7 separate regions of the Mus musculus genome follow, and all the other regions are linked to region 1. The links are chromatin loops, found by intact Hi-C in ENCODE. Cell type or tissue: left cerebral cortex. All regions are shown on one strand.

Region 1 (4,000 bases):
CAAAGGGTCCTGGGATCCCCCTATCTCTACTTCCCAGGGTACTCTCTGGATGTGCCTACATAAGTACCACCTCCCTTGCAGAGCTACCCAGTTCTCTGCAAGGCAGTATCTGGATTCTTGGTCTTCTCCAAATTGCCCAAGTTTGCTAGGATAGGATCTCTCTGAGGCCCACCATCAGCAAATCATAGCCTCAGTGACAAGTCATTTCTTCTATCCTTTGGACTTATCTTCCAAAGTGTGAATTGTCATGGAGTCCCAGGAAAAGGGGTGGTGATGTCTGTTGGAGGCAGGATGTAAAGGATGGGAATAATGTGATGGTTGGCCTCCACCGTCCTTGGCTGTGTTTGGAGTCACCTAGGTGACACGTATCCCTACATGTCTATGAGAGCATTTCCAGAGATGTTTCCATGATGGGAAAGATCCATTGTCTTGGTTTCTGTTCCTGTTGCTGTAAAAAAAAAAAAATATATATATATATATATATATATGTATATATATATATGTATATGTATATGTGTATATATATGTGTATAATTTTACATAATACATATAATTATGTAAAATTATACACACACATGTGCATATACACACACAACACATATACGGTTCAGGTTCATAGTCCAAAGCACAGCCCATCACTGTGGAGAGGTCACAACGGCAGGAGTCTGAGGGAGCAGGTCACATGCATGCATTGTCAAGAAGTGGAAAGTGATGAATCACTCAGCTTCTTTTCTCGCACAGCCCAGGAGCCCCTGTCTAGGGAATGGTGCCACCCGCAGCAGGGAAATTCTTCCCATTTTTAATGAACAGCATCAAGATAATCCCCAACAGTCATTCCACAGTTGGCATCACGGATCAAAGTTCTCCCACTGCCATATCTCCCCCTACCTCAGGATGGACTCTATGCCTTCCTCTGAACTCTCCGACAAAATAAGCCTGATTCAGGTGGGCAGGGATGGGGGAGGGGAAGGATAGAAAGTAGGAAGAGCTGACTTTGCTGAGTGACAGCAGACAAGTTACATACCCTTGGTCTTAATTGCACCTACCTCCTGAGACACTATAAAAGTTAGCCTTTCCAGTACATCCAAGGGCTGAGACTGCACGTAGGCAGCCAGTCCCCTGTAAGTGCTGTGATGGTGACTGCGGCAGCAATACATACTTGGCATGAGTGGTGTCCCTGGGAACGCTGGTGAACAGGTCGATACAGAGTGTGGTGTTGGGCTCCTGGAGCCTGATCTGTCTCAAGGCCCACCCCAAATACAGGACAGAGTCACAGGCCCTTGAGTTGTAATTGGGTGCCCTCTTAGGATATCAGAAGCTTGGCATCGTTGAGGGTTTTGGGAATCGTGCTAAGAATGGATGTCTATTGAATTCCTCGGTGGGTGGCTCTGGTCTCAGTAAGAAGCAGATGAGACTGAATAGCAGAAGCGGCTGGTATTCCAGCCTTGTCAGCTGGGAGCAGTGCCCCTAGTATTGAGGCAAGGCCTGGGACAGTCCAGTCTGAGCCTTGTCCTCCAGGTGGATGGACTACACCCCAGGCCGTGCCGCCTACCGTCTGTAGGTGGTGCTGCAGGCTCTCGAAAGAGTAGTGGGGCAGGGTGGGCAGGCCTAGAGGTGGGAGGGGTCCAGAGAGACCCAGGGAGAACTCAGGAGAGGGAGGGAGCTAAGATGCTAGAGAAGGAGGAAGAAATCACCTTCTCAAAGGACTTGAGGACCAGCTCCAACAGTACCGAACTGCCCTTCCCTTCCTTCCCTCATCCACTCATTTGTGGCTCTCAAGGACTCCACAGCCCGGCTCCCTGGACCCTCTATGAGCAAAACTGCCCGCCACTGGCCAGGATCCACCTCTCTGCCCAGGGGTGCTGATGTGTGCTAACCTCCCCAGCCCTTCCCTGTCTCCCCCACATCTCCTCCACATCTCAGCCCAGACACTCTATTTTGAAAGTCTTCCCCTAAATTCCCGTGTTCAGGAACTGACAGCTCTAGGCTGTTTCATTTCATATCTGGTCTCAGGAGCCTGGGTGTACCCAGACAGACACAGGGAGCTTGCCCTCTGGTGTCCTTGCTAGGCCAGTTCAGTGAATGGCTCTGCAGGGCAGCAGGGCCAGAAGGAAGAAGGAAGGAAGAGTGCCTACCCTGAGGGGTAGGTTGAGGAGGGGTGTAGGGAGAGCAAAGAGGGGACTTGGGAGGTTTAGTATACAGCTAGGAGGTGCTTAAGGATCCCAGCTCCGCCTGAGAAATCAGGCCACTGTCAGGAGCCTTTGTAGCTCCAGTGCTGGAGAAGCAGAGACCATTCGGAGCTCACTGACCTGCCAGACTAGCCTACTTGGTGAGTTCTTCTCTAGTAAAAAGCCTTGTGTGGAAAACAAGGTGGACAGAACCTGAAGATAAGGAGATTGTCTTCTGGACACACACACACACACACACACACACACACACACACACACACACCATTTCAAAAAGAAGACGGAGCTGGGGGTGGTAGGATGCAGGAGGACAGAGAGTTGCAGGCTGTCCACAAATGCACACAGCAAGACCTGTCTCAAATGCCAACCAAGAGGCAGAGGCTTGAGAGGAAGTAGCAGCCAGGTGCGCAGCTGCCTCTGGGGTCTCTGGCCTTTCGGTGCCTGTGTGCAGGGCCCTGACTCCTCTGGTCACCAGGAACTTTCTTCCCACATCAGGGTTCCCTAGTAACAAGCATCCGACCCTGCTCATCTGGAGGCTGGAGCTTCGGGGTCAGTGAAAGCATACAGCCCTCCAGATCGTCAACGGACTTCTGCCTTGGTATGAGCCGGTCTGAATGCTTCACCTGCCCTATGGGACTTCTATTCTCTATCCTGTTGTATCTCACAAACCGGAGCAGTAGCCCCCTTGTCTCAAACAAACCATGGTGCCGGCTGGCCTCTCAGATGCAGGTTTTGAGTTGGAAGCGAGTGTCCATTCTGCATCCAGCCAACCAGTGGTGGGAGGCACAGGATGCAGGGCAGGGGAAGGCTCAAAGCACACGGGGTACACAGTGGCATCCATCAACCCCATCCTTGATGGGTACAGCCAGTGTCAGCTCATGGCAGGGAATGTCTCCAACAAAGTATCCTGTCCCCGTTGTGCCAATAGAAGCTCGTTGTTCCTAGCAAGTCCCCTTCCTCATCTGGGGATGTTGTTTCCTGCACTGCCACTAACTGGGTGGGATTCCTTGGCTTGGCCCTCTGTGCTCTGTGGGCCTCAGTTTCCCTCTCTGTAAATGTAAGGGGCAGAGCGGCACCCAGTTTCCACTTGTTTAGAGGCGGCCAGCATCCTCTTCAAAGCTTATCAATCCTGTACCCCTGATGCCTCCGTTATTGGTCCTTTAGAACCCGCTCCAGGGGTTTGGGTTTGTGATTTTTTTTTCTCTAAGAAAGGCTGAATCACTTCCTGGCCCCGCCTAGGCTCAGACTGTAGCTAAGAATAGGCAGGATCTTGTGAGCAGCCTGTGGGAGACCTGGGTTGGTGGGGTTTCAACACTGCTGCAGAGCCTTAGAACAGCTACCTCTGTCTACCTCGGGATGGAGTCCTAGTATCACAGAGTCACACCTGAGTCTTAGTGTCCAGCCCTCGCCACCTCTGCTCTGTGTGGCTGGCTTTGTTCCTCAGGAGTCTCCTGTCTGCCCAGAAGGGTTGGTGGAGGCCTGGCCACACACTTACACAGCCATTGAGATTCTCCTCTAGCCTCCTCTGTGTGTGAGGGAAGGATGCCACGGATGCCTGGCTGTCTCCGTGCCCTGCTACAGACTCCTCAAGGGCAGAGTCTGGGCCAGGTTGTATCTGGCATCCCCTGTGCTGACAGGGCATGGTGCTTTTAGAACATCTGTTCCGTTCATAATGAGTTCTTCCAGTTCTTTACCTACAGTGTGTGTGTGTGTGTGTGTGTGTGTGTGTGTGTGTGTGTGTGTTCATGCACATGCACACAGCTTTGGGGTAGATGCAGAAGACACCATCATACTCTTTGATGGGTCCCTGGAGA
Region 2 (4,000 bases), 160 kb after region 1:
TCTCCATGCCCCCCCCCCCAAACCGCAGTTCTGCCTCAGCAACTCCTGTGATGGGGTCCTGGAGTCAGTTGCTGCTGTGAAAAAGGCCAGAGTACAGAGCTTATAGATCTGGCCATGGAGAAAGGATAAGCCATCTCTTCTGTCGATTTCAGCAGCTTTTTGGGAATACCCTGTCTGGCCTAGGCTCATCTGGGCCCAGACTGGGGTCCTGGGAGCTGCAGGGGGCTCTCTAATCTCATAGGAGGGGAGCAGAGATGCAAGTCTTGGACTCAGGGACCACCAGCAGTGTTCCAGTTCCACTTGTAGGACCCAAGGGACAGTGGCTCTCTCTCTCCACCTCTGTCCTGCAGGGTCATGCCTCTAGGACTCCATGTGGCAGGCTGTGTGGACCACTGGGCATCCCTAGCTAGCCTAGGATCTCCAATGATGTTAATTGAAAGGAAGTCCCAAAGGCCCCAAGCTTGGGTCTCAGGCAGCCTGGTGGAAGCTAGCATCCCTATGCCAAGGACCTGAGCTCATGACCTGCAGCCTTTTTGTGGGGACTGTACCTGTCACAACAGAAGACAGATCAGACTATGTGGCCTCATTATGTTCCTGCCTATGTTCTTCAGCCCTGCCCAGGCTGTGAAGGCTGCTATAGTAACCACACAGATGAGGTGACAGAGGGAGTACCTGGACACCGCCAAGAGAGCATCTCAGCTGCCAGAGCCTGTGGGGTCCCCAGAGATTTGAAGAAAGAAACCAGAGGCTGAAGGGCCTGAGGTTTGAGACCTCCCAAGGGAAGAAGGAAGTAGGGGGTAAGGTAATGGTTTGAACCACACTCCTCCCAGGCCCTACAACTTGATAGATATTTACATACTGATACATGTAACCCTTTAGAAACAGGACAATGCAGTTGAATGTCCAGCATACAGACATCAGGCCTGGCTCCTCAACCCATACTCCCTACTGGACTAGCCCCAACTCACTTTAGGGTCTCAGGTGCCCATAGGAGAGGAGGCAATGCTCCCATTTCACAGCCAAACAAACTGAGTTCTCAGAAACCACGACCATGTGGCAGACAGAGCCCATCCTGATCATTGGTTATGAAGACCCCATTGTTCCCAGACTGCCTGGGTCTTTTTTTTTTTTTTTTTTTTTTTTTTAGAATCTGAGTCACAGAGTTTAATGAAAAGACACCCTACTTGGCGATGTGACTAGAGGATATGACATGCTAGCGAGGAAGATAGCTTGACAGTGGCCTGCTCCAAAGCTAGGCTCAGCCTACAGTGGCAAAGAGGCTATCTGGTCCGGCTGGAACTGCTTGGCAAGTACCCCAGGTAGAAGACATCTCCCCAGAGGCAGGCAAGAGGGAGGTATGTTCCATCAACTGTAGCTGGAAGTATCAGACTCATCACAGTGCAGGCACATGGTCACCTGTCCCTGAATGGACCACGAGGTTACCAAGAGCTGTGCAGTCTCTGTGCACCACTGTGGTCAGATTCCTCAAATGAGAGAGATACAGTAGCGAGAAATGCAAAACTGTTTCTTCCGCAGTGTCCCTTCAGTGCCCTCTACTGACAGAGTTGGGCATTGCTTCATGGCTCATCGAGGGAAGGCTGGGGTGGGATTGAGAGCCACCAAGCAACAACAAACCATGGTCTGCAAACAATGGCTAGCTGTTCACTGGTAGCCTGTGGCTGCTTCTGGAATGGGTCGTGAGCTAGAAACTCTTTCCCCTTTCTCTTAGTGATTGAAAGAAGTTCATGACAAGTCTTCCATGATGCATCAATACTGTATGCTGTTCAGGCTTCAGTTTTTCTGGACTACATTTTAGATTATGTCATTTTTTTTTAAAGGCAGAGATGTGGGGCTTTTTTCCCGCCTCTGACCACACCTGATTCATTTTCTAGACCCATTTTTGAGTCCCTCAAGCCCCAAATCAGCCCTAATATATTTAGTATCTAGTCTCTACAGAAAACATAGGCTCTGCTCCAAGTCACTAGGGATTCGGCTTCTTCAGTCAGCATTGGTCAACTGCCACCCCCACTCCCCCAGCACTGCCCATTCTGGGAGACACCAGGGACTCTCACTGTGGTGTCACATATGAGCCATCAGGAGGCAGGGACTCTACTCTGATTTCCTAAGATCTGTTCCACGGCAGAGGTCTCTGGGAAGGTGCTGGGTGAAGTCATCTGAAGTTGTGACTCGCTCCACACGCACAAACATCCAGCTCTATGGCCGGATCTGAGCCAACCCTGGTTTGCAACCCAGAGGCCAAGTGTGGTCCATCGCTTCACACAGCTCCGCATCTTCCCTTCCACGAACATCCTTTTCAACACACATCCCAGCCTAAGACACACCCATCCTGTGTTGGAGATGGGCCCATTTCACCGTCAAGGTAGCTGAGGCCCAGAAAAGCTACCAAGTAGAAAGAGAGAGTGGAAATGACAGAAGCTTCTGAGATCTGGTGTTACATTCTAGCCCGGGTGCCTTAGGTCAACCCCGACTTTCCACAACCATACCCATATTCTACCTCTAGTCCATGGCCCTGCACACAGCTGACTGCCTCAGTTCCTCTGTCTGTAAAATGGATCTAAAACCAGTAACAATGAAGGTTATAGCATGACAGTGTTGGCTACAAATGTTTTGGGTCACATTCACAGGCATCCGGGAATAAGGGTGGCCCTCAGAACACAGGTAGGACATACCTGCTAGCACATGGAAGGCACCCAAGAAACGGTAGCTCTTGAGGTACAGTGCCGTCCTCAGCTACTGAGTCCCATGCTCAAAGCAGTCTCTCCCATGCCGACCACCCATTGTGACTGAGCTTCCCAGCCACCAGCAGTCCTGGAGAGGATCCTGGTCTAGCAGAGCAGGAAGCCCCAGCACATCGCCCGCCCTCACTAATTGCATTCTCGGAACTGGAGCAGATGGAGGGAGGGGGTCTATTTCTCTCGGTTTTTCAAAGAGCCTTGGTCTGGGAGATAACTGTGTAATTAAAAGAAGAGAAATGCAAAACAAGCCTTTTAGACAGACCAAGCCGTCTTCGCCCCCTCGTAAATCTATTAATGAACTGTCATTGTGAGATAAAGCCCTGTACTGACCTGAAAGCCAGTTCATCGGGAGGGGGGCGAGAACACTGGCATTGTAGACCTAGGCCTCACGTGGGAAAGGAAAATATATTAATCAGCTTAGCTCTGTCTATCTGCACAAATTCAAGAAATATCTATTGGTTGCCTAGTGATATGGCATTTTCTACCAGACACTGGCTGCCCTGGGGGACCCTGGTTTTCCCACTCTCTGGAGCATCTGTCAATCAAATCTGGAGCAGAAGGAGGTCTAGATGAGGAAGTCTTAAAGACACGAATGGAAGGGAGGCTGAGGTTAGTGGCAGGGGCCTGGGTCTGAGAGGGTCCTCAGAGGTCCAGGCTGTCCTCCTCAAAACCAGTTGTGAAAGAGGCATGCCCTACACGGGGATGAGCCAGACCCTTGGATGTCATAATCCAGGCTCCCTAGAAGGAGGAGGTTCATGGGCAGATGTAGGGTGAGTTATTCAGGAGAAAGGCAGGAAGGGTATGGACCTGTGGGGAGCACTGGAGTATGTGTGGTACTTCATGGCTGTTCCACACAGACAGTGAGTCAGCTATCCTGCAGCCCGGTGTCAACTAGGTGGTCCAAGGAGGGCAGTAACCCCAGGCATCCCCAGCTGACTGGGCCCAATGGAGACAAGAATCCCTCAGGACATTTAGCAGCAAGCTAATCATTAGCTGCTGGAGGATGGGTGTCTATGGGATGCTGGCCGGTTCCAACAGGATGTACATCAGCTCCTCACTCTGACTCCATCCATCACAAACAGATTACATCCCTGCCCACCCAGCACCACCCCCTTGGGCCCTCCACTCAATCCTCTCCCTTCTCATTGCTCTTGAGGGAAAAGAGAGTCCTGGGTTCCTGAGTGGGTGGAGCCTCAGATCTGGTCAACAGGAGTACTAAATGTCCCTGGAAAACACAGTGATTA
Region 3 (4,000 bases), 110 kb after region 1:
GAGCTCACTTGTCCACCCAGCTCCTCCTGCATGGCATCCACCAGCCCAGGAAAAATAAACGACTTGACCAAGGTCACAAGCAAATTTCTGACAGGCTTGGGGTTACAAGTCCAAGTGCCTTGATGTCCAGACAAGTTCTGCACAGTCACAGGCTTATGTGGGTGTGGCCCTGGCTCTGTCTGAGTGAACCCTTCTGGTCTGATGGGGATGGGTGGACTCTAAGTTGGATGGTGCAGGGGAACAGAATGGGATGTAGCTGAATTCTTTAAATTTGCATCCTTTGGGGGATCCTGCCCCCCTGTTAGTGACCAGTGTGAGGGTCACAGGTAGCTGAATAGAGAGGTGCCTCTGAAGAGGTGAAGACTAGATCAATAGGAGCTACGGAGAGCAAGATATGGGGAGAGGCCTTGGCAAGCTTCCTAATAAGCTCCCAGGGCTACAAACAGTAAGTCAAAGCTGAGATCATGTGTCCTCTCTAAGTCACTAGAGCCAGAGGGAGACTTGACCTTCCAGTCAGAGAATGTAGCCTGTTCCCACCACAGCCACCTCTGCAGCTGACAACATCAATATGGGGACATCAATAGGGACACTCAACTCATAGATGATGTACAGTAGACAGTGGACAGTGAAGCCATGAGTGGGCAGGCTTGGGGAAACCTGACCCCAGCGTGGCCTTCCACTTCTGCACTCTGGTTTTCCCAGGGGAACTCTCGCTGTTCAATCTGACTCCTTCCGGAGAAGATTAGGGCTGCTGGATTGAGTCAAACGGGAAAAATTGGGATCCTAACCTGCCATAGGCTAAAAATGCCAGGAAGCAGTGTCCTCCGGGACTGTCACTCAGGCATCAGATTCCCAGAGGGGATGACCGCACAGAGAAGCTGATGTGAGCTCCATTGTTACTCATATGTATATGCGTGTGCACACACATATAGACACTCTCATGCATGCACACGCGTTTGCACATACACATACATGTTGCCTGAGCTCAATTGTCTGTTTTCAATGGAGCAGGTGGGTAGCAGCTGGGATCTGCCCTCTCTGGAGAGACGCTTGTCTTCTTTCTGTTTGTGTTAGCCATTGTCTCATAGATGGAGCACAGTGTCTGACAGAGGCAATTTTATAGAGAAAAGGTTCACTTTGGCTCATGGGTTTGGAAGATGCAATTCACCACAGTGGCTGGAATGGCTCTATCCATGTTGGCAAGAGCTTGCTGCACAGCCAGTTCACATCTTGGTGAATGAAGAGGGAGTGGGATCAGAAACATGGCTGGTGTATAACCTTCAAAGACCCAGCTCAGTGACTCACCTCATCACCCAGACCCCACAACCTGCCACCACCAAGACATGATCCTGTAGGGACATTTCTCATCCAGCCCAAGATAACTGCTCTGTGCCCAGCCCCGCCCACCCTGCAGAGCCCTTCCCCCAGCCCCGCCCACCCTGCAGAGCCCCTCCTCCTCTTCACCTTCTCATCTGCCAAACTTGTCCTGAAATTGTAGCCAGGACACTATGAGGACAGGATCTGTGTTTCTCAGGGATCACTCAGAACCTCTGTCTCAACACCTCCGTGCGTTGTGTTGATAAAGAGGAGATGCTACAAGAAAGCCGAGGACAATGACAGATCAGAGTAGCTCCTGGGAAATGGTAGCAAAGGTCACTGTTTGCAAGTGAGGAGTGGGCCAGGGGTTCTGAGCAAATGCCCTAAAGACCACTTGCACGTAGCAACAGCCTGTCCAGCTCCGCCCACCCAGCAGAGCCCCTCCCCCATGCAGAGGCCCACCCACTTCTTCAGACGTGCCACCCACACACTGGCATGGACTAGATCACTTTATACACCTTGACATTCTGAGGCAAGTGTCAGGTGCTATGCCCACCCTATGTGAAAGAAGAAACTCTGGTCAAGGTAAGCAGTCACTTACCACAAATGAATTGCCTACCGACCAAATACCCTGCGAGGGCCAAGCCATCGGCAGGCACTGGGACCCAGAAATCAACACAACTCGGTTCTGTTCTAAGAAAGCTCCCGCTTCACAGGCGGGGTGGCTCTAGCATGAGTTATGGAGTCGGTGGGGAGGGGCGGTGTGGACGGTGGCATTCTATGTGTCTGGGGTGACGGAAGAGCTTTTGCAAGGAGACCACAGTCTGCCTAGCAGTCCCATGGTCCATCAGCCACTTCCCAGGGCATGCCCAGAGCTGCTCCAAGCCCCCATACCAGATTCCCCAGGAGGCACCATGGAACGGGTTTCTCTTCCTCTCCAGCTCTCACTTCCCCTCCACACCTCCCTCTCTCCCTCTCTCCCCCTCGTTCCCTCACACGGTTGTTTTATTTTCAGAGCCCCGGGATCCTCCCCCAAGCTCATGACATTTACTCTTTGGAATGAGAACCTTTTCTGTTTCCCTTTTCCAGTGAGGCTGCGGGGTTAGCTTTACCCAGGATTCCTGCCTCGCTCGCTAGTGCTTGAGTGGCAGGGGAAGCCAGGTGTTCAGTCCAGAACGGGCTGCGTCAACAGCAATTATTAGGTACCCATTGTATGCCAAGCCCAGCTGCAGATCAGGCCCTGCACAAAGCCTCTGGGCGCTAAGCAAAAGGCTGACCCCTCTGTTCCCAAACGCAAGCAGCCCAGCTGTGTCTCGGGCAGCGTTGGAGGAAGGGCCTGTTCATATCTCGACACTCAACATTATTTTTACCTCTTAGTAGACTCACATAGAAAGGCCTCTGCCTGACAGAATGGGTGATGTGCCCAGAACCATACTGCAGTAGAGTGATTCCAACCATAGCCAGCAGCTGTCCCCACACAGGGCTGTGGTATCATCATGCTGGCCAGAGCTAAGGCTCAGCTGGAGGGCCGGTGTGGTAGCTCTGAGCTGAACAGTAGTCCTGTCTCCAGAGGTGCCAAGATCTCCATTCTAGGCTCAATAGAGCCACCACCTCACAGTCTCCAGGAAGCTGCAGCCCTAGACGGTGCTGGCTTCTTCTGCGAGCTTCACAGGGAATACCACTAAGACTCCTGGCTGAGAAGACCCTACTTGTACCCAAAGCAGACTCTTTGCTCCTTGAGGGTAGACCAGATGGAGGTTGTGAAGGTGAAAGCCCAGGTGTTTTTCCAGGGAAGCATGGGCTAGAGTCCCGCCCTGTGTCTATGTGTATCTTCAGCCAGATTCTTAGTCTCTCTGTGCCTTAGCTATAGGCTATAGAATTCCCTTAAGTCCCCAGCAACTAAGTCAGGGCCTCTTCTTGCTGCTTCATTGGTTCTATCATTAACTCAGACTAGGAACCCAAATGCCATCTCTGTCCACCTAAGACATCAGTCTCTGAATGTCCTGACACCAGGCTCAGCTAGGCCAGACTTACTACTGTCACTAAAAAAAGGCTTGTGCGTGGATGAATGGATGAATAAGTGAGTGGGTGAATGAGTGAGTGAGTGAATGAATGAATGAATGAATGAGTGAATGAAAAAGTGTGTGAGCAAATGAACGAAAAGTGTGTGAGTAAATAAATAAATAAGTAAGTAAGTAAATGAATGAATGGGTGAATGACTAAATGAATGATTGAGTGAATAAAAAGTGTGTGAGCAAATGAATGAAAAGTATGTGACTGAATGAATAAATAAGTGAGTAAATGAATGAATGGGTGAATGAATAAACGAATGAGTGAATGAGTGAGTGAATGAATGAGTGAGTGAATGAATGAGTGAGTGAATGAATGAGTGAGTGAATAAATGAGTGACTGAATGAATGAATGAGTGAGTGAATGAATGAGTGAGTGAATGAAAAGTGTGTGAACAAATGAGTGAAAAGTATGTGACTGAATGAATAAATAAATGAGTAAATGAATGAATAAGTGAGTGAATAAATGAGTGAGTGAATGAATGAGTGAGTGATTGAATGAGTGAGTGAGTGAATGGGAAAAGTGAGGTACTGCTGCTCTGGTGCGGCCATGTCTCCTCCTCTCTGGGCACAGAGAGAGATTGTGTGGCAGGAACTTCCTGTCTCCTATTTAT
Region 4 (4,000 bases), 94 kb after region 1:
AATTTGATGGCCTGACCCGGTCCAAATCAGATGAAGTTATTCAGAGTCTACCCTGGGACCATGCCAATCCGTAGCTGCACTGCTGGGTCTGAAAGGGCTGGAGTCCTCAGCAGCACCTAACAGCATCAGTTAGAGGACTCTGGGGCAACCCTCGGTTCCTCCAATAAATCAATCACAAGGACAAACAGAAATCAAGAGGCAGAAAATCAGTGTGGAGGCTGTAAGGGATGTATCCGCCAATCACAGCTTGTCAGATCCAAGTGAAACCAGAAGTCAAACAAGCTGCAAGATAAAAGGACCAAGGGAGTTCTCTGCCTGCAGCTGCTGTGTGAGGCCTGTCAGGAGCAAAGCCTGGTGATGCTGCTGGGTCTGAGAGCCTTAAAGCAGGGGTGTGGCCATCTCCAGGGGCCCAAGGCCACAGGAGAGGAGCCTGTGCAGGATCCTGAGTAACCTACTTAGTAGTGACAGGGAGATTGGCTGGGGAGGAGCTGAGCCAGGTGCCAAGCTGCTGGTGTTCAAAGGGAAGGGCAGAGTGGGGCAGGAATAGGAGCTGAGGACCCCTCCTCTCTGAAAATTCTTTAGCAAGGACTTCGGGAAGTGGCCACACCATCAGCTGGAGGATACACAGAGTACCATGACCTGTCAGCTGGACTCACATGCACTTCTGCACACTCACACCCTCAGGCACATATTCAAGCTTGGGCCTGGATGAGTGGCAGTGTTCTAGCATCTCCCTTACCTCCTAAGGAGAGGAATCCTGCTGCAGAATGGGTTCTGGGTGTCTGAGTCCAAGTAAGGATGGATACACAGACCCCTGTGCAGGATGGGAATGGACCAGCAAGAAGAAGGCATGTACTCAAGAAATACACTCGCTGAACACCTGTCTCCCTGGTAGCTGTCTACCTGAGGCCTGCACTAGAGGGAGGAAGTGAACCAGTGGGAGTCTGTTCTCTCCCATCTACCAGGGAGCAATGAGAAGCTCAGGAAGCCCTCACTACTCATCCCAGGATACGGCATCCTTTGGAAACTGGAGGTTTGCTGCCAGCTTGTCCCCGCAGCCTGCTGTGCTTACCAGCGTGTTTGGCCAATTCTGTAAGCTGTGAATTATCTCCATTCTTGGGCTCCAAAGTCTCAGTAGGGTGAGGTTGTATGGGGGCATTCCAAGGAGAGTACCTCAGGGCAATGAGACCGTGGACCAGTCATTTCTCATGAGTTCCTAAGGTGTGAAGGCCAAGATCTAGGCACTGGGAGATTAGGTGTGGGCCAGGTCTTGTTGGGGATGGTTTTGTGCACTGTGTATTCAGATGCTGATTGCTGTGTCTGGAGATTTGGTTGTAGTCCAGACACACATTAGCATTGTTGTGGTATTTGGAGCATCCCCCGTCTCAGTGATGTGTAAAGATTCTTTTCCATCACCTCTGATAAAGAGCTGATTCAGCCTATAGCTGGGCAGAAGAGAATAGGGTAGAGCTTCTGATCCTCCTAGACAGGGAGGCCCAAGCAAAAAAAAAAAAAAAAAAAAAAGCAAGAGAATAGAACGGGAGAAGAAGAGGAGGAAGAGGAGGAAGAAGAGGAGGAAGAGGAGGAGGAGGAGGATTCGCAGCTGTAGGCAGGTTGTCAGGAGAGCCTCCATGAGGACATGGAACAGAGCTAACCAGGGCAAGACTCCACTTTGCAGGTGAAGGACCATGTGGCAGGGAAGTAGGCAGCCATAGGGAGTTAGAATAGATGAGTGTCTGTCCAGCCTAGTCCCTGCACCTTGTTAATAAATATATTAGGTCTCTGTGGCATTTATTTGGGAGCTAAAACAAGCTAGAGTGGATATAGAAATGTCCTGTTGCTACTTGGGATCAAAAAGGATGAAGAATTGCCCTTGCCCCCATAACAGGTCTTTTCTGGTTCACAGATGTCTCTCTCTGCAGGGACTAGTGTTAATCCTACTCTGGAGAGCGCCCACTTGTGGTCACATCTGAAAGGTCAGATGGCGCTGAGAGGAAGTGCCTAAGAGACCCGTGGACATCCCCCAAGATTCTCACCTCCTCCTGCTCCTACCATTGGTTCCTGTCCTTCTCTGGTCCCTGCAGACTGTCCCCTTCTGTCACACAGGACGAGCTGATAGGAGGCAGCAGAGAGCTGGGTTGTCATCAGCAGTGCTAGATCTCACTCCTTTGTTTGCTTCCTTGAAGACAGTCGTGAGGGTCACATGAGTGAAGTCAAAGCAAGCCTGCTGAGGCCACCAGGAGTCATGTGAATGAGCAGAGGCAGCCACTCCTCAGCCATCCTGGATGTGACTGCAGCCTGGCCAGTGACTGAGCCTTGAGCCAGGTCATGGGATGCAGGCGCCAACCAGCCAGTGCCTCAGCCCTGCCAGGAAGAGGCCTGGGAGAACATAGCTTTTTAAGCCATAAACGTTTGAAGGCCTTTGTCATACAGCCCATGATCACTAGTTAGTTGTTGACAGCCCTGAATCCCCCTTGAGGACCCTCATGCTTTCAAGATAATCTCCAGAGTTATCCAGGCTAGTCAGTGGCTCCAAGTCCTATTTTACCCTAATTGCATCTAGGACTTCAACCCTGAGTTCCCGATGGAGGCCTGGCTTAGCAGTACTGTGTGCTGTTTGTGGGAGGAAGGTAAGAGAAAAAAGAACCCTGAAATACTCCAATGTCTACTACTCCCTTCCCCTCAGCCCCACAGAAAACAAACCACCCATCTTGAACAATGAGGTATACACGGCTGCATTAAGCCAGTCTGAAGTCACGCTGGCTCAGGACAGTTGAGTTAGTTTAGTTGTAGGCTTTTGCAGAGAATTCTGGGATGTGTAGGTCTGTCTCTCAGAGTTGTTGCTAAGCATGGGTCTGAATCCTGAAGCAGTCCGGCAGTCAGCCACCCAGGAAGCCATCCTGAAGCTAAAATCTACATATGAGACAGACATCACACAGAAGACTGCAGAGATACACACCTCGCTCCCTGATCAAAGCATTCTTGAAGCCTACCACCGGGCTGATTTAGTCCCTCAGGAGAGTGCACGTTATTATTTTGAGAAGTTTGTGCATCTTTTATGTTTCTAGAAATGAAAAATATTCTCCCTCATGCCGGCTGGCCAGTTCCTTTGTTTGGATGTTTCCTCTCTCATCTTCTCCTCAGCTCGGCTGTGAGTCCATCCCTATGTGCTAACCCCCTGCTTACCTCAGAACAGAGACTTACCTGGGATCCTGGAAGGGTTCTAGATTTCCCAAATTTACACACAGCGGCTCAATTCCTGATGTGGTTGTGTTTGGAGACAGCCCTTAGGAGTAACAGTGTTAAGTGAAATTCCCTAGGTGGAGCCCCAATCCTATAGGGTGGATGGCCTTGTAAGGTGACAGCGCCCCCTACCTTCCCACCCACACATACCACACCCAGGAGAGGCCTTGCAAAGACCCAGCAAACAGACAACTGCAACAGTCCAAGGACAGAGGCTTTTGAACAGCCTCTGCTGCAGCCTTCTCTAGAAACCCCAGCTTCCAGAATGGGCTTCCAGAATGGGCAAGAGACAGTGTCAGTCACAGCCCACCATCTTCTGACAGCTTGACTGACTGCCAGCATCGAACCAATGACAGGGCTCAGTCACATCTGGGCCTGGGCCTCAAGAGTGGCCTCAACACAAGACACTTCCTCCCAGAGGGATCAGGTAAGACTTTGAGGGGTTGGTGACACCTGAGCCAGCCTTGGAATAGAGCTGACAGTATGGCTGGCTGAGGGGGAGTGGGGAGCGGGGAGCGGGGAGCTTTCACACACAGAAGATACAGGTGAGGCTGCGTCAATGTGGTGAGGTAATTTATATGACACCTGTAGTGAGGCTCAGTGCTCAGCTAAGGCCAGGGGCCAGAAGTGCCCTGAGGTCTCCATGTGATCAAATAACACACAAAGGAGAGAGAGCGAGAGTACTCTGTCCTGACACTAGGGAACCCATCAGAAGCCTTCAGCAGAGAACAAGCCTTGGCCTTTGAAGTCACAGCCT
Region 5 (4,000 bases), 85 kb after region 1:
TGGCTCCTGTTTATGCTTGAAGGAGACAAAAGACAAATATTGTGTAGTTAAGAAACAAGTGTTCAATAGAGGAACAGGGCAAGGAGGCAGAGCTGTGGGAGGCTAGGATAGGGCTTTACCAGGCCAGGGGCTCCCCACTTTTTAGTAGTATGAAGTATGAACTGGTGTCTGAAAGCTGCTTGGAACATGGCTGTGGGTTGGACGCCTAGCAGGTGGACCTGTACAGCACTGGAGATGCCAAGTCTGCACTCCCCTGTGAAGCTCAGATTCTGTGATATCCTCTCACTCAGTATGTTACAGTGCTGAAATTCACTTGAGCTGGGTATGCTGGCTCTAATCTAAGCACGTGAGAGACGGTGGCAGGAGGATTGCCTCTAGTTCAAGGCAATTCTGAGCTGCATAGAAAGAATCTGTTTCAAAGCAAACAAACAAGCAAAGACAATTAAAATAAAAAAAAAATGTAAGGCTTGAGAATCTAAGACCCTGATTTCGAACTCAATTATTTTCTAGCGTTGGGACTATTAGGTGAAGATGCGACCCTGGAAGTTTGAGGTTGGGATTTGAGAGCTGTTTGTCCTCAGAGCTTGAGCTTCCAGGGTCGAGGCCTCTGTTGCTGGAGAGGCAGCTTCTGGAAACTTCTATCCCTGGAGAGTGGGTTCTCCCAAGTACCATGAGGTTTATACACAGGATGCACTTGTGGCTCTGTGGCTTAGGAGATGTGGTCCTGTCTGCACTCTCAGCCTGGTCTACTTGCTTTGTGTGTTTAGGAGCCCCCTCTGAGAGTGTAGAGAGTATCAGGAAAGACATCAAAGTCCAAGGTGGGTGCTCCCTCTGTCAGTTATCTCTGGAGTTGTCCTTGCAGACACATTCCAAGGAGAAACTCACCGACTTCTTCTTGACTCTGAGTTCAGTTAGGTTAGATCCTGAATCTCGAGTGTGGATTCAGAGAGCTGGAGCCCATTTTTATTATGGTTGAACATATATATATATATATATATATATATATATATATATATATATATAGTGTGTGTGTGTGTTCAACCATAAACTTCACTATTTTTATTGTGGTTGGACATGCATACCATAAACATATATATCATAAACACGGACACCATAAACTTCACTATTTTGACCTTGTTTCAGTGATATCTACAGTAGTGGTCTCTGTGTGCATGCTAGCAGTCTGATCTCTAGGACTCGGGCCTGGGGGAGTGGCTCAGGGGGTAAAAGTTCCTGAGGACCTGAGTTCAAATCCCAGAACTCATATACTCACCTGTAATCTGAACACTCCTGCAGGGACGCTGGTGGCAGTAACAGGAGAAGTCCCTGGGCTGCTGGCCTGGTGTGCACAGGGAAGAACCAGCAAAGAGACCCCCATCCCAAACAAGGTAGAAGGTGAAGACCAAAGCCACAGATTATTGTCTGACCTCCATGTGGACACTGTGGCAGGGGTGTATACACACACACACACACACACACACACACACACACACACCTCTGAAACTCCTTACTTTCTCTTTCCCCAGGCCCTGGGGCCAGCATTCTACTTTTTACTTCTAAGAATTTGACTATTAAAAAGCATCTCATATAAGTGGCAAACACTGGCCTGACTGAAAAGAGCTTCAATGGGGGTCATATGACCAGAAGGTGTGGGTCACATGACCAGAAGGTGTGGGTCATATGATTAGCTAACCCAGAAGGAGCAAGCATCCTCCTTGATGACAGGCTGGGAGAGATGAGCCAGTGGAAAAAGGCTGGTACTTAGTGACTTGAATGTGCACGCAATTACCACCACCACCACCATCATCATCATCACCATTACGTCATCGCAAAAATTCACCACCACCATAACCATCAGCATCACTATCACCATCAGCATCCTTACCACCATCAGCATTCTTACCACCATCATCACCATCCCCACCATGATCATTATCACCAGCATTATCATCACCCTTGGCAGAACAGCATTTATGTATGGCCATGCACATGCCCTGTGCCCCTGCTTATGCCACAGGGTAAAGCAGCTATCCCAGGGCCAAGAACATGGCGGATAGCTCTGCTGGCTGGATAGCCAAATGCAGGAACCACCAACAGTGTTTGCTTTTAATCCTTTCGTGCCTTCGAAGTTGCGTTTCTGACGTTTCGGCTGGTTCTTGGCACACAGCAAAGTGGAACTGAGAAAGTACAGCTGGAGTTAGCAAGCGTTGGCCTGACTCAAAAAAGACAGCTCCTGCCTGGGAAGATTCTCTTCCCCGGGGAGGGCGGGGGATGACACAGAAAGTCAGGTGGTCTTTCCTGCCATGACTGTCCCCATTTGACATGGAGAAGCAAGGTCCTGGAGAAGTCAAGTGATCTGCCCAAGGTCACACAGCAGCTCAAGCCCAAGGCTGGGTGCCAGAAGGAGGACACCGGTGTGGAAACAGGCACTGAGGAGGGCAGCCTGGAGAAGACCCAGCTGGGCCTGAAGCTGGTGGGTGGGGCTGAGCGGGGCGTGGCAGGGCAAGTGCTCAAGTTGGAAGTCTGCCATGGTTCGCTGAAGGTCCTGAAGTGGTTTCTACTCCAACCCCATCAGATAGAAGCACTCCAGGACCAGGTGGGGATGGGTGCGAAGAAGTAGGTGTTTCTGGGTTGACCTGTTCACTTGATTTGGGACCATAACCCCCCAGTACACATTTTCCCGGCAGCAGGAGCCTTTCTTGATAGAGTGTGTGGCTGTGCCCTCATTTGTGGGTATCTAGATCCTGCTAGCTCCCATCTTAGCTGGGGCTACATGGGAAAGAGCGTGTGATATTTTGATAAGTTTTCCCAACACAGTGGTTAAAGGCTTTCAGTAAGACTGCGGGACATACGAATGAATTCCCCATTGGGGGTCATCCATGATCAGCTTATGTCTCTCTGAGACAGTGTCCCTGATAGGCTCTAAGTTCTCTGCTTACCTCAGAGTCTGCACCTAAGAGTCATCAATAAATACCTGTCAAAGGGAAAAGACCAGGGGTCTTGGATGTAAAAGGAATCGCTGACTCGGCAGTATCTAGGCGCTGAGCTGTGCAGACTTGAGCAGTTCCACCCACGCAGACATCTGGCTCCCGAAATATCCTCGTCTCCCAGGCTAGCGCACACGCAGAGCCCTCGCAGCTGAGCTGACTTGCCTTTTCTCGCTCAGTGAGGCAGGTCTATTTCTAAAGCCATGAAACAGGAAATGAGCTTCGGAGGCAGATGGGAGGAGAGCGGCCTGATCTCCCCAGTTTTAGATTCTGGGGGTATGGGGGGCGGTGTCTGTCCTTCTAGGGATGCTTGGCTCACATAGGGAAGTTACAAGGGACTCACATCCGTGACACTGCAGTTCTTAGCTCACAACATACTGTGCAGCTGGCAGGGCTGATTGGCAGGAGAACCTGGGTCTACATCCTCCTCAGCATCAACGAGTCCCTGGTCTCTTTGTTGCCGTCACCCCCACTCCTATCAGAGATTCCTCTACATCCAAACCCCTTGGCCTCTCTTCCTATGGCTGGTATTGATATCTCTTAGGTACAGACCCTAAGGCAAACAGAAACTTAGGGTCTAAGACATACCCTTTAGCCGCCATATTGGAAGAAGTAAGCAATATGGACTCTGCTATAGGGGGGTTTCTTGGACCTGTAATTGGGTGGATAAAGACAAGGAGACTTATTATTTATAAAAACTTAGGCATTATAGGTGGGCAGACTCTCAGCTATGTCAAGAAACTAACCCTGACTATTCTTGGATGTGGCCGGATTACACACACCTCTCCCCCTCCCCCCTTTACTTTGCCCATTTTCCTCCCCTGACCCTCTCTCCGTCCCAGCACCTGTCCCTTCCTGGTGTCACTCTGGTGAATTTCCCATCTCTGCTTCTTCTCTGTAGGCCTCTCTCAGCCCAGAAGTCTCCCCTCTTCCCTTTCCTGCCCAGCTAGTGGCCATCAGCTCTTTATTAAGCCAATCAGTGAGTGAGGAAGTTGTATGTTTACAAAGTACTG
Region 6 (4,000 bases), 100 kb after region 1:
AGAGATAAGATGAGCCCCGCCGGACCTCAGCTCCTGTGTACTGTTGAGCTTCAAACCCCGCTGACTTGGACCCGAGGTTAGAAATATTCCGCTTCTTGTGAGTGAGTGCCTCACCCTCCGTCAAAGGGCTTGGTGACAGTACAGAGTTCATGGGCAGGGACTTCAGAAGAAAATGACAATCTAAAAAAAAATCATTTGTTCCTTCCTTCCTTCCTTTTTGTGGTATGGGGACTCAAACCCGGGGCTTTGAGCAAGTTAGGTAGGTGCTCTGCCCTTGAGCTATGTCTCTATGGCTGTCTCTGTATCATCTCTATCTCTATCTCTATCTCTATCTCTATCTCTATCTCTATCTCTATCTCTATCTCTGTCTCATCTCTATCTAACACTAGCTATATCTCTTTTAATTTCTATTTTGAGACAGGGTCTCATTGTGTTATCCAGACTGGCTTTGAACTTATGACTCTTTTACCCCCCAGGCTCAGCTATGAGTACCTTTAGGAGCTCCACTAGATTCAGTTGACACAGATAAGTCTTTGGCTATTTCTGTCCCAGACCATGGTGTCATAGTCTACAGACAGACACTCCGCAGAGGAGGAAAGCCTGGTACCTCCCAGACTTGGCTGAGAAACATGTCCTGTTTAGTGTTGCCTCTCATTTTGGGAAGCTGAACACGGGTAACCATGGCAGCCCAACAGGCACTATATGCTTTCTTTGGATGCTCTTCAGAGTCCTAATAGGACAAGAATGTTCCCTAGGTCTCAAAGATATTAATAAAAGACGGGTTATAACTTTGCTCTCACTGTTTCTACTGGAGAATGCTGGGCACTGCAATAAAGTACCACTTACAAAAAAATCTGGGCCCAAAGGTGCTCTGTGGTCACGGTGCCCATATCAGCAACAAACGGGAAAAGTGTGTGTGTGTGTGTGTGTGTGTGTGTGTGTACCTGTGCATGTGTCTATGTGGTTTTCTTTTTTGTAAAACTGCTCATTCCCATCACACCCAAAAGGTATAAATTTAAGCTAATAAAACACATGTTGATTCAAAGGAAACATAAGAGACTAAACCAGTTATCTAAAAATCATTTGTTCACTAATTCATTCATTCATTCATTCATTCATTCATTTGTGATATGGGGGATGAGAATCGAACCCAGTGCACAAAAGACCAAAGAGGGAAGAGCCCTGAACTTGGGGGCACGAGGATGTAGCAGAGTCGCCATTTGAAGAGTCCACCATGTTCAGTCCGATGCACCAGACTGCACTTGCTGCTGCTGCTTCAAGCCAGGAAGACCCCTCTCCAGATGTGAGCACATCAGACAGAGACTATTCAAGCACAGCAGAAGAAATGCCACAGAGAAGATGGGCCCCGATGCATGGAGACTTGTCACAGATGTTGAAACAAGCTCATAGTGACCAGGTATGACCATGTAAGGTCTTCACTGTAGAGAAATGAGTGGTTTGAGAGAGTCACCCAAGATCATGTGACCGGCGAATAAAACTACCAGAATCTGAAGCAGGTGTGTCTACTTCCAAGTCCCTCTTCTTTCTCCTTGAGCTCATCACTTACTGTGTGACGTCATCCTGAGAGCGCACAGGGAGAACATCCCATGTGCCGTGTCACAGTTAGTTATGAGAGCCTGGTTTCACTAAGATGATGCCAGTGAGTCCCTGCAGGACCTGAATAGATCTGTACAGGGGCTCTTAGGAATGGCAAGTGCATTCCTTAAGGAAAGGCCCACGCAGAGGCCATGTTAGTTACTGTTCCGTCACTGTGATAAAACACCATGACCCAGAGCAACTTCTTCGTGGCATGGCAGCAGGAGCAGGAAGCTGAGAGATCACATCTTTAACAACAGCACAAAGCAGTAAGGGTGGGCTGGAGGAAAAGTGAGGTGCCCCCTCCCCACCCACATTTCCTCCAGCAAGACTTTGCCTTCTAAACCTTCTCAAACAGCGCCACCTACTGGGGACCAAGCATTTAAATGCCCGAGCCTTTGGGGGACTTTTTCTCATTTGGACCACCACAAATTCATGGCTATATGCAAGACAAAAATCAAAGGCTGTCACTGAGCATCTGCAGTCACTGGTGTCTGCAGTGTGCTGAGAATTCAGGAATACTGGATCACAGGGAGGTCAGGGCAAAGGGAGCCAGGGCTGAAGACAGGGAAGGATGCGTCTGAGAATAGAATGTTAGACGATGATCCTAAAGTAGAGAAATGCTCTTGGCCACAGGCTTGCCACCATGTGACAGCCCAGGTGCTGCTGCAGCCATCAGCAACAATGTGCAAGTGTACAACAGAGAGAATAACTGTACCAGGGCCAATGGGTGGCCTGGAGCCAGGACATGCAATAACTCTTTTCTTCTGACACTGTGTCTACAGGAGCTTGCCTGGAGTCTGTCTCTAAGGCCTTGCATTAATCTTAAAAAATGGCCAAGAGTGGAATTTATCTTTTAACAATATTCCACTCTTGCTTGCTGCTAGTGCCCAGGGCCTGTTGCCTGTCTGTTACTTACAGTGTCTGAAGATTGACGGCCACTGCACTCAACCCAAGAGCTGTTTAGTGGTCAAGGACAGGGTAGAAGACATCATCAGAGAGACAGAAAGATCAGCAGAAAACAAAGGAACAGAAACCAAAAGGATAGAAAGGGATGCCCAGAGAGTGGGGGTAAACATAGGATCACAAGACCAGGAAGGGAACCAAGAAGGCAGGGAGGCCAGGAGCCAAGGCCAAGGCAAGAATTTGCCAACATAGAGTGGTTGAAGAGAGGGTCTCAGTAGCAAGATGACCAGAAGCCCACATGAAAAAGAAACTAGCCCACCAGTGGGCTTAGCACAGACAGGTTCTGGGGGAGCCCCTGAATTTGAAACCTTATTAGCTACCAAAGCTCCCATTGCAAACCTCTGCTCCAGAGGGCCAACCTGACCTCTGCCATTGACCTTCCTGCCGGGCCCCCTGCCCACCTGTGCCTGGCTCACCTGACCATCACTGGCTGATCTGGCTCTCTAGGTTTAAGGTAGTATGGTGGATAGAGAGTCTCTACCCTCCACGGCTTCGGGCTGCAGCATCTTTCCCACGTGGTCCTTCTTTTCCCTCCTGCAATGTCAACTTGCTTCTCTGAGAAAAGATCCAAATGGAGGTTAAGGGAATCAAGTATGATTTAATCCCGTTTAAAGGTAACTAGGAGCACATGGGTGTAACAGGCCCAACTGTTCTGATCCCAGCTCTCTCTTGTCCTGCCTCCTCCTCCTCCTCCTCCTCCTCCTCCTCCTCCTCCTCCTCCTCCTCCTCCTCCTCCTCCACCTCTTCTCCCTCCTCCTTCTCCTCTTTCTCTACCTCTTCCTCTCCTCCCTGCTCCTCCAAAGACACCCAGGATGCTCCTGAAAAGAAGGGAATACCATCTGCTAGGTGTATTTCAGAAACTGTGCCTGGGGGATCCGGCAAGGCAAGAAATGAGGCGCACTAAACTTAGCACAGGGCTAGGGGGAAGGAACTCTGTGTTCTCATGCCAGGTCCAGGTCTAGAAGGCTGGGGAGCAAGTGACTGCACCTGCTCACTGTTCACAGGGCCTAGTAGCCTGAGGAGGAGGCACTCTCCAGGGCCAGCCCTCAGCTCACATCAGAGTCAATGCTAATCCAGTCACCCAGCAAAGCAGCTTCAGTGCTGTAAGGGAGGGGCCCCAGGCAGCTGAAGCCCAGGGCAGCTTTTCGTAGCAATATTATAATTTTCAATTCCGAGACATGCTTTAACATTCTACAGTAAGATGTACCTTTTGATTGACCTAGACATTTAATCTCATCTTTCTCTTGTTTTCTTTCTTCTCCCACCACCCCCACCCCATCCCCAAAAGCTGTTATTAAGTTGATGGTCTATTTTCTGATAGCTTCTTACAGTAAAAGCAAGTAGACTCAGCATGACAAATACTGTGAGCAGCAGTCCTAAGCATACGAAGTACCCAGCATGAGTATCTACAGTGTCTTATGTCACATCAGAAAAATTA
Region 7 (4,000 bases), 220 kb after region 1:
AGACAGGCGAGGCAGTGTGGCCACTCCACGGAATAATGGCGGCAGCCGTAGGAGGCTCTGGAGGTTCAGTTGTGACTCCCAGACTTGGTCCAGGGTTTGAGGGAGGTGACAAACAGACAAGCAGACTCTGGTTATATACTGGGACAAGCAGTGGAGTGGAAATTTCTCAGGCTCATTAAAGGGATTCTTAACCAGAGAGCTGCCGTCGGGAAAGCTTCCTGGAGGAGGAGGTGTCTGATCTGAGAAGAAAGTTCTGGCACTTTGCCTCTGGGAAGAAGAACTTCTGGTTACTATGGTTGCTATGGGAAGCAAGGATGGGACTGGAATTGATGCCAGTTTCAAAGCAGCACAGCCAGGCAACCTCTTCCCTAAGCTGGGCAAATATACAGCTTTATTTTGATGGGAGGCTGGTAGATTCTCCATATCTTGACACCCCCCACCCCCCGCCCCGTGTGTGTGTGTGTGTGTGTGTGTGTGTGTTGCATGCATGTGTATGTCTGTATACATGCATTTACTTATGCATGTATATGTCTGTACATGTATATATCTGTGCATGTGTGTGGATGTGTGTGTGTGTCTGTGTGTGTGTGTATGTCTGTGTATAATTTGCTTTAGGGTCTGAAAGGTGATTGTAAGTAGCTTAAGTGTGTGAGGCTGGAAGACTAAAGACATCAAAGCTTCATAGAGAGAAATAAAGGGCAAGAGCCAAGCCCAGGGTTCCTCAAGTCCCCCCACCCCATCCCATGCTCCCTCGAGTACACGCTCCTGGAGACCAGGGCCCTTGCACCAACTCTGTGTCCTCTTGCTCTGAGCAGCGGACACAGGAAACCCTCATTTGCCAACAAGCAGGAGCTTCATGGCAGTGAGTCAGCGGGCCTCAGACAGACCACTGAACACCCTGGCAGCAACAAAGGAAGTGCCCATGGAAGCCCGGGGTCCCCCATTCACCCCAGTCCCCCTCCCCCAGTGCTCAGGAATCCTTGCCGGCTCCTGGTCCATGCTCTCTTCTTTATCTTCATCCTTAACCCTTCATCATTTTTATCACCCATTCCTCAGGCACTGCCTGGTACCCTCTGTTGCTAGCTCACCTGCCAGGCAGGCTACACCAAGACACTAGAGGGCCAAGTCCCTGTCCCCAGAAGCACCTCATCTGGCCAGTGACCAGAGCTGAGACACAGGAGCCTGGGTGGCCTGACCCTGGACTTTGGGTCTTAGAGGTGGTGATAGAGGAGGCGTGTCTGTGCTGAGACCTGAGGATGCAAGGTGACCCGGAGGAGCTGGGTATAAGGTTATTAGACAGATTAGACAGCAGAACCCTTGGGCAGGGAGGGGTCTGGACCCTGGATGATGGCATCAGGTCTTCAAAGGAGGGTTTGGGGATGGGAGAAAGGAAGAGAGTCCTCAGCAGATAAGGTAAGGGTAAGATGGGCCATGGAATTTGTTTCACTCTGAAGGCTGGGGGAGCCAGACTGTTCAGTGACAGTTCCTCCACCACTATCTCCTACTTTTCCATACCATGCCCCCATCCCGTTTCTCCCTCTCCATCCCTCCCTGCACCTCCCAGCTCCGTGCCCTGCCTACAGGCACAGTAGCACTTGCAAGAGCCTGCAGCGCCACCTACAGGCTAGAGTTGGTACTGCCCAGAGTGTCCCCCACCTAGGGGACAAGGCTTAGTCCCAGTTTTCTTCCTGCCTCTCAGACTGAGAAGTATAGCCCTGGAACAGCCCAGGCTCCACCTTATTGGCCACAGCCTGAGGCCATGCCTCTTCCTGCCTGAGAGGCATCAATGCCAGCTGCCTCTGTTCCCCTGACAACCTCATTACCTGCCGCACCTGCTCCCCTTGGGACCAAGACCAGAGGAATTTAATATACTGCCTTTCCCTTCAACCAATAACCCAAGCTGCCCAAGAATGGGAGGCCTCTGCTGTCCTGGGAAGGCTCCATCCTGCAGATACGAATGAGGGGCTGTCAGCTCAGTCTCCAGAAACCAAGCATCTCACTCCTACGTGTAACAGGGAAACCCACCCTGTGCAGGCAGGCTTTGGAAAAGGAGCTCAGATGGAAATACCCATGGAATGTTAGTTTGCTATCTGGGCATTGTTGAAGGATGTGTCAAGGATGGTGTCAGATCTCAGGAACCTAGAGAAGGTACCGGAAGACTGGGGTGGGGGGTGGTGGTGGAGGTGGTGCTGCAGTGGCCTAAGGAGAAAAAAAATGTACTGCCCCTCCACGGGGCAGGGCTAACAGAGAGGATGCTGGGAAAACTATCTAGGCAGGGAGACAGTGAGTGAGGCATTCTCAAGAGGGAGGCTGCAGCTGCCAGGGAAGAGCTTAGGCTCTTTAAGGGTCAAGCTGGGAGGGGCTTTGATGCCCCTTTGGGAATCTTAGGAGGCATGACAATGGCAACTGGTTCTCCGGGATATGGCATCCCTGCAGGACAGTGTGGGGGAATAATCGAGACCCTTTTCTGCTGGCTGAAAGAAATGAGATGAACAGAGTTGTGACCATCTCTGCTTTATAGAGACAAAGGCAGAGAGGCCATCCCTTGCCCTTGGTCATTGTCAGGAGAGGAATTCAGGTGGGTGACATCTTGGTCCTGGGCTGAGATGTCGATTGGAGCTTCCCTTGCTTCCAGGACAAATAAATGCCTACCATTGTGGTTCCATCCTCATTCTTGGCCTCCAGGAATCCAGCATCTCAGTGGTAGCTAATGAGCTATGGAAAGCCAGAAAGAGGTGATGGGAAAGACTATTTTTGGACAGTGTTAAGTGCCATGAAGAAAACAGAAGGGCGCTCCAGGACTGAAGTTGGGGTGGAAGGGGATATCAGGCTCCCTCATGCAAGGCCCATCCTGCAGGGCCCGTCTGCTGCAACCCCCCAGGGCTCCCTCACATCCTCTTGCCGACTGCTGGCCTGCAGTAGGTGCTTCCTGGCAGCCCATCTCTGGAAAGTTCCCCTACAGACCTTCTCCCTCTGGGTCAGCAGCCTGCTGCTCCAAACACCGGTTTCTAACACCTTCCTTGAGGACAACTCAAATTAATGGGCCCAGAATAGCAAGAGTTTTGGCTTCCCCAGCCCGCCTCCAGGGCCAGGGGGGTGGAGACAGACAGCTCAGGCTCTTGGAAATATAGCCTTGACCTGCTGGCTTGCTCTGGGGAGAGGAGGAAGTGTTCTACCTCCCGCTGCTTGGCTTTAAATAACTCCCTGTGTTTCCCATAAAATATTAGACACAGGGAATCTGAAAGCAATCGTCTTAGAGCCCGAGACTTAGCACCAGATTACAGACTCGAAGGCTCCCAGCCTCATGTTCCGTTAGTAATGCAGGACCTCATATTTATGGCATCATTAAATTATGGATTCGGAATTAAAAAAACAAGATCTGAGGTATCTCGGGGCCCTGAGATTTGAGAACTTAGGAGTTGGAGAAACTTCAGTACCGACTTTTGGCTCTATACTTCGCTAGCTGACATCCCTGAGCCCGGGCTGAATCTTTCTGTGCCTCAGTTTCCTTTTCTGTTAAAGGCTACCTGAGAGGACTCCTGGGAGGATTGGCTACACAGCCGTGTGCAGAGCCAGCTCCAGGGATCATAGGGTAAGCTGCAAGGTGCACGGGTCTCAAAGCTCTGACAAGGAGTCTAGTAATAACCTCCCTAATAACTGTGCTTAGCCTGTCCCTCTGTCTCCCAGGTTCTGTGTCAGAGGCCACCCAAGCCAGTCTGCACTCTCTCCTGACATGAGGCCCTTCATGACTGAAGACACAGCCTTCCACTCCAAGGCTCGTTTTTTCACACTTCCTGCCTCCTGTGCCCCACTGATTGCTGCCTGGTCTCCTACTCCACTTTCAGCCATCCACTCCGGCAGCTCTGGGGTGTGAGTTTGTCCTCCCACATGGTCTGGTGACCTCTCTCCCACTTCCTTCCTTTATTACCTCTGGCCTCCCCCAGCTCCCAGCCTTTCTGGAAGCTCTAGTCCTAACTCTGTAGACAGAAACATCATTTAT

The links. A loop is a pair of places that touch in the nucleus more often than their neighbours do. Peaks named below come from ENCODE experiments on the same cell type or tissue, not always from the same donor. Only the 100,000 strongest peaks of a DNase experiment are listed, where the experiment ranks them.
Region 2: it touches region 1 in a loop (3-fold over the local background); 17 of 42 quality-filtered maps call a loop at or near these places.
Region 3: a loop joins it to region 1, with 2.6 times the contacts of the local background. A loop is called at or near these places in 4 of 42 quality-filtered maps.
Region 4: it touches region 1 in a loop (2.4-fold over the local background); 7 of 42 quality-filtered maps call a loop at or near these places.
Region 5: it touches region 1 in a loop (2.5-fold over the local background); 16 of 42 quality-filtered maps call a loop at or near these places.
Region 6: it touches region 1 in a loop (2.7-fold over the local background); 16 of 42 quality-filtered maps call a loop at or near these places.
Region 7: it touches region 1 in a loop (5-fold over the local background); 7 of 42 quality-filtered maps call a loop at or near these places.

The regions. Positions count from the first base shown.
Region 1 is chr4:131,268,823-131,272,822 of GRCm38, forward strand. No RefSeq gene overlaps it. Among named protein-coding and RNA genes, the nearest start is that of Gm25261, 32 kb to the left of the region's middle. In left cerebral cortex, a CTCF peak has its summit at 1,548; DNase peaks (open chromatin) are centred at 1,375, 1,520 and 3,451; H3K27ac peaks cover 1,120 bases.
Region 2 is chr4:131,429,880-131,433,879 of GRCm38, forward strand. No RefSeq gene overlaps it. Among named protein-coding and RNA genes, the nearest start is that of Gm35634, 23 kb to the left of the region's middle. In left cerebral cortex, a CTCF peak has its summit at 1,557 (motif pointing left); a DNase peak (open chromatin) is centred at 1,530; H3K27ac peaks cover 55 bases.
Region 3 is chr4:131,378,947-131,382,946 of GRCm38, forward strand. No RefSeq gene overlaps it. Among named protein-coding and RNA genes, the nearest start is that of Gm35634, 28 kb to the right of the region's middle. In left cerebral cortex, no CTCF peak of the experiment used is centred here; DNase peaks (open chromatin) are centred at 2,015, 2,414 and 2,725; H3K27ac peaks cover 578 bases.
Region 4 is chr4:131,362,847-131,366,846 of GRCm38, forward strand. No RefSeq gene overlaps it. Among named protein-coding and RNA genes, the nearest start is that of Gm35634, 44 kb to the right of the region's middle. In left cerebral cortex, CTCF peaks have their summits at 1,978 (motif pointing left) and 3,377; a DNase peak (open chromatin) is centred at 1,968.
Region 5 is chr4:131,353,448-131,357,447 of GRCm38, forward strand. No RefSeq gene overlaps it. Among named protein-coding and RNA genes, the nearest start is that of Gm35634, 54 kb to the right of the region's middle. In left cerebral cortex, no CTCF peak of the experiment used is centred here; DNase peaks (open chromatin) are centred at 2,203 and 3,120; H3K27ac peaks cover 1,111 bases.
Region 6 is chr4:131,372,765-131,376,764 of GRCm38, forward strand. No RefSeq gene overlaps it. Among named protein-coding and RNA genes, the nearest start is that of Gm35634, 34 kb to the right of the region's middle. In left cerebral cortex, a CTCF peak has its summit at 1,971 (motif pointing left); DNase peaks (open chromatin) are centred at 607, 1,897 and 3,495; H3K27ac peaks cover 485 bases.
Region 7 is chr4:131,485,367-131,489,366 of GRCm38, forward strand. Gm35779 (a long non-coding RNA gene) reads right to left here and starts at 89. Exons shown (of 8, transcript XR_390804.2): 1 at 1-89. RefSeq lists an enhancer at 1-347. In left cerebral cortex, a CTCF peak has its summit at 1,640 (motif pointing left); DNase peaks (open chromatin) are centred at 250 and 1,616.